Linked DNA regions of Homo sapiens: region 1 is linked to region 2. The links are chromatin loops, found by intact Hi-C in ENCODE. Cell type or tissue: MCF 10A. All regions are shown on one strand. Each heading gives the region's core, and the rest is flanking DNA. Links, peaks and the distances in the headings are about the cores only.

Region 1 (2,929 bases), core at 231-2,730, 900 kb before region 2:
GTTAAAAGTCAATAATGTTTTTCTTCAAATTCCTGATATTTATTTCCTCAGAAATAGTTTTGAGAGTCTATCATGTGTTGACAGAGGGATATACGATCCCTTCCTTTTTGTAGACTGCATTCCAGTGTGGAACATAGAAACTATACAATGAAATAAACAAAACTGCAATAGGTGTTACTGAGAATAACAAATTCTTTTACGGTAGGGAAGAGCTTAGGAATGACACGAGCTGACTTATGTTTACTAGAATCCCCAGGGTTGACAAAGCCCATAGGCACAGTGTGGGCAGACAGCACTGCAGACATAACCACCGATGGATGCTGGAGAATTCAACCAATGCGTTTATAATTTCAGCATGGTACCTGATTTTTCATATCAATATTTCCAGTTGAAAATATAGGGCAAGCGATGCCAATTGTTGAATTCAAAGTCATGTGACAATACACTGGTTCTAAGTATGAAGTCTAACTAAGACTGTAAAAGATCTGTGATTTTACTCTATTGTAAACTACCAAGTCAGTCTGCCACAGAAAACACAGACCACGCTGCCATGCTGAATCCGTTCTGCTTTGTTGAATATATAACCTTAGCAGGCTAATATAATACAGATGACTCCTTAGTCAGAAACAAAGACCATTTATCTTATGTTGGTTCTCTGTACATCAGTTCACACAGGGCAACACAATGAGAGCCAGATGTTATGTGTACATTCAGTGGAATACATCACAGGAAAAAAATCCTCAAAATTAGGAAACTCTGATTTTAGGTAGGGCCCCTGATGTCTTGCCGATCCTCCCCTCCAAAGAGAAAAAGAGAGACTGGAATATTCGGTTTAATCTAGAATATAAGCAAATATCTTTGGGGGAGAAGGGAAAGGATTTTCTATGTTTGTTATCCTGAGATGTAAAAAAAATCCTCCAAAAAAATATACTTTACTGTTTTGGAATGTTTCCATATACAATGATTGGCCGTAAATGCTTTTACTCAGAGTACTCAGACTATGTAGGAATGCAAGAAATCCATGGGGAAATGTCTTCCAACACAAGGAGGGGTAGGAAAGTGAATATAAGGCATTTCAGATTTCATAACGAGTTTCAGGCTGTTTTTCAAGAAGCGGAAGTGTCTGCAAACATAGAAGGCAATTCACATTCTGGATGGACAAAATAAATGTAAAATGACTGCTGAAGTTGACCTCTAACACCGGCTGATTCATTGATGTCACAAAGCGAACAGAAACAGACTTTCTTCTCATGTCTCTGTTTTCCATTTAAAAAAATTTTAATGTTAAGCTGTTATAACTATGGTAATAGCAGATGCAGAACTATGTCAAACAAAACAAAATTAAACAACATCAACAGCAGCAGCAACAGTGATAATAATAGTGCATTTTGGAAAATAGAGGAGATACTACAGTTTCCTGTGACTCTATTTTGTGAATAAGAAAACTTTCCTTAGGCGGCTTCCTGTAGAATTTACTTCTGGTTCTACTGGTTAGAATCGCATCAGTTGCCTTTTTCTGAACCAACCTGCCACCAGTGTAAGAGTATGGAATTAATCAAAATTGGCTTAATTAACTAAGATGGATATGGAGATGGCCACCAGAGGGTGCAATGGGAATGGGAACGGACCCAGATTCGAAGGCTCAAGATCCTGAAATACCAAACTAATAGGTTAAGCAGGAACTAAATAATTAAAGGGAAACAAAAAAGTGTGCTAGGTAGAACACAGTGTAGGTGGGCAGGTGTAGGGTTTTTCAGAAACAGAAAAGAGTTAAAATTAAATGGACCATTGATTTCAAGAGTTTAGTTACCAGAAATAAGACCAAAATGGCAAATAGTGTTTAGTCAGCAGGAGCCAAGAGCAAGAATATTTTTTTTTCCTAAGGGCTATATATTTGTATACTACCCTATATAACAATTCCAGTGTTGTTTATTCTATAACTTCATACACAGATCCTGCACTAACATTACTTTCAAAAATTAGAAGGTTTTTCTTAAAATTTATTTATTTTCATTTCTCAGAATGTTAGTCTTCTGTTTCCTTAACTGAGAATTGTTTTACTGTTGCATACTATCTTATAAAAAACTAAAATTCAACATGGGACCAATGTTTATTGGTAATGATGGAATTGCATACATTAGTCATCACGAAAGAGACATGCTGAAATGAATAATGACTTGGTTCTTCAGTGAATTTGCAACCTCATAGTTACAAAAGTCTTTTTTCACTTTTTCATTGTATGTTTGGGGAAGAGGAGAAAAAAAACTGTAGACCATGAACTTTGAGAAAGAAGAAAAGATATAAATATAAAAAAATAGTTTTATGGGTTCTGAATACATTTTTATCTTGAAAAGTTCTGCTTTGCACGTACCTTAGTATGGAGTAGATTCACTCCCAAGGAAGGGAAACGTGATTTGAATTTTTTTGGTTTAAGAAAGGAACATGAATTCACTTGAGGGTTTTCCCTAACATGGCCTGTCTTGCTCATCAGAGTAATATGGAAGTTAAGTATTCAAGAGAGATATTTCAAGTACTAGTGAAAATTGTGCTTTAGAACTGGATCATTTAAAATCCAACTCTAGGAAAATTAGAAGGTAAAATGCACAGCAGACACAGGAACTATAGGGAAAACCATGGTTACAATGTCATCACTTCTTCCTTTTTTCATTTTATATCAGTGATGAGTGTTGAGGACAACTGCAGAGAGAGAGAGAGAGAGAGAGAGCAGAAACAGCTCCCAGGAAGTCATTTTAAGGCATTAGAACAAAATCAAGTTTTAACTACGAAGTATTGAGAAAATTTCACTAACATATTTCTCCAAAACTGAGGTTTTTAAATTCGTACTCAAAATGAGCATCAAACTTCCAATAATAACTAGATTATTAGGTATATATTTGAAAGTGAAAATGAGCAGTTCTATTTCCTTATT
Region 2 (2,929 bases), core at 331-2,830:
TGTATGCATGCATCTATCTATCTATCTATCTATCTATCTATCTATCTATCTATCTATCTATCCTATTAGATCTGTCTCTCTAGGGAACCCTGACTAATACAGAAAGCTTCCATTTTCCTAAACAAAGCAGTTCAGCTCTGAAGAAAATACTCTGTGCTTGCTGTTTCCATTCACATATTGCCTAGGTCCAATTTTTTTCCACACTTTGATAGGCTATCGGGTGTTTCCCTAAAAAAGCAATGTTCCTCCATTAATAGATCCCAGCTTTTAAAATACTTTAAAAATGCTTTTCTCCATTGTTTGTATTGAAGAGTACATTATATCTGTGACTATATTGATGGTTAAATTAAGTATATTGTTTCAATAAAATTTATAAAGAAAGCATTAGTCACAGGATCCATTTCTTTAAAATACAACTAAATTTAATCCCACTATTAGTGATTAAACATGATGCCTACTTTAATTGATTTGTCTGGGTTTGCTGAATCTTCAAATATTTCAACTAAATTTTTTCATGTATATCGAAATATATCTATATGTTCGTAGATGGAAGCCAACAGGTTTTGATTCACCAAATAGTATTTTAAGGAAGAAAGAAATGGCTTAAATCCCTACTCTTGGTATGGAAAAATGTGGAAGTGTGTATTTTAACATCGAAATCAAAGGAGTACTCTGAGTTGAATGAGAAACAAAGTATAATATATATTCTTTCTTGCATTTTAGCACAGCATCCTTTTTACACAACATATTTGACTACCTGTGATTTATGCAGCACAATAGCTTTCTTATGACACTTACGTTAATCTTTTTTCCCCTTTCCATTACCTGAACATATCAGTATGTTTTCTTGTTGAAATAATTTGGAGTAGTAATTTGCAAATTTCTTCTGACAGCCCTTAAGGTACAATAAATTTCTCAAATCAGTAGGAGCTCTTGAAATGTGTTTTCAATATCTCTGCTGCAAATGAAACTAGCGAGTTACAAATGTGCAAGTGCACAGAAAATCAGAAAGAATGAATTTTTCACTTATACCGAATTGGATGTTTCCTTAATTATTTGTAACCTAGGGCCGTAAAAAAGTTTCTCATTTTAGAATTTGGTTTTACAACCAGGATTTTTTGTTTATATGACTGTACTATATTTAATGAATTTGAATCCATAAAAAAACAGGACAAACTTGACCCCAATATATACCATTTCTTTCAATAAATTATAAGATTTTACATACATATAATATTAAATCAATATGTAAAACAATTTTACTGAATACCCATGGGATAGAATAACAAAAATATTTAGTCTAATATAAATTTTCACAGGTATTAAAGATTTACTTCTGTGACTGATGATGACGATGGCAAGAGCAGGTGGCAGAGAGTCTAATTGCTGCAGAGTTTCTCCATGATAAAATATTTTATATCCTCTATATCTTTAAAATTCTACCATTATGATAGATTTTATTTTTGATGTTTTAAAAAGCATTATAATATTTCACATTCATGACAAGTGCACTTTTGCCTCCAGGGCAGTATGCTGTAATTAAACTGAAGGTCCTGAAGACAGACCACTGGAGTGCAAATCCTTGCTTTTTACTAATTAACTTGGGCAAGTGACTTGGTTTATTTAAAATGCAAAAAACTATTTCTAAGATTGGCAGCACACACAAGAAAATCCAATATAACAGTGTCTTAAATACTGGCTACTTTTCTCTCACGAAGATTAATTCTAATGGCCAACGATTCTGAATTTCTAGGAAGACTTGATTAAGTCAACAAAAATTTAGTCTCCTATATGTCTATCTCTACTGCCATCTTCAGGTTTCCATCCTCAATGCTATATGATGGGAACTGGAGCTCTAATAATGATGGTTACATCTTCATTTCAGGGTGCATAAAGGTAGAAAAGGGAAGGACAGGGACTATAACCTAGTTTAGCCATTTGTTTCCTTAAAGAAACTTCCAGTTGGGCGCAGTGGCTACACCTGTAATCTGAGCACTTTGGGAGGCTGAGGCGGGCAGATCACGAGATCAGGAGATCGAGACCATCCTGGTTAACACGGTGAAACCCCATCTCTACTAAAAATACAAAAACAAAATTAGCCAGCTGTGGTGGCGGGCGCCTGTAGTCCTAGCTACTCGGGAGGCTGAGGCAGGAGAATGGCGTGAACCCGGGAGGCGGAGCGTGCAGTGAACTGAAAACGCACCACTGCACTCCAGCCTGGGCAACAGAGTGAGACTCTGTCTCAAATAAATAAATAAATAAATAAATAAAAATACAAAAGGAAAAAAAAAGGAACTTCTAAGTAATTTCCAGCTTTCATTTATATCTCATTGGCCCAAACTTATTCACTTGACTATAGTTAGCTTCTGCTCCATTTATTATCACTGATTAATCACCTCAAACTTTGTAGAATAAAAGAACTACCATTTTGTTATGTTTGCAGGAATTTAGAAAGGATGTGGAAATAATGGCTTGTCTCTACTCCAAAATGATTAATGCCTCAGCTAGACAGACTGAAAAGCTAGGAGTAACTTAACGGATGTAGGCTGAAATAGTCTGAAGTCATCCTCATTGATGTGTCTTAGGAGTAAACATCCAACATAAAGCACAGAAGCTGAGTTCTTTGCTAACCTAGACTTGAACATCACACGGTATAATTTGAATGCAGCCTCTTCCTGCACGCATACATAAACCTTTGCAGATTAAAGAGGAGTAGTGGCATATTTCCAGAAAATCATATTTTGTAGGAGATACTGTTTGTCATCTTTGGAAAATTCAATCACCTGTCTTTACAACTGATTCTCAGAAAATCTAATCCTTTGTCTGGGTGCATTTTACCCCTGTAAAAATTGTGGTTTGGCTGCCTCTATAAAGATGAAAGGTTATTCAGCAGAGGTCTTTGAATGACCTCTGTTAGTCCATCTATAAA

What was found. Hi-C counts contacts between places; a loop is a spot of excess contacts. Peaks named below come from ENCODE experiments on the same cell type or tissue, not always from the same donor. Only the 100,000 strongest peaks of a DNase experiment are listed, where the experiment ranks them.
Region 1: a loop joins it to region 2, with 18 times the contacts of the local background. A loop is called at or near these places in 2 of 110 quality-filtered maps.

Annotation. Positions count from the first base shown.
Region 1 is chr21:20,881,344-20,884,272 of GRCh38, reverse strand. No RefSeq gene overlaps it. Among named protein-coding and RNA genes, the nearest start is that of LINC00320, 80 kb to the right of the region's middle. In MCF 10A, for the core only: CTCF peaks have their summits at 1,406 and 1,605 (motif pointing right); a DNase peak (open chromatin) is centred at 1,612.
Region 2 is chr21:19,981,024-19,983,952 of GRCh38, reverse strand. All of the region lies in intron 3 of LOC105372745 (a long non-coding RNA gene), which reads right to left. Among named protein-coding and RNA genes, the nearest start is that of LINC01683, 83 kb to the right of the region's middle. In MCF 10A, for the core only: a CTCF peak has its summit at 1,803 (motif pointing left); no DNase peak of the experiment used is centred there.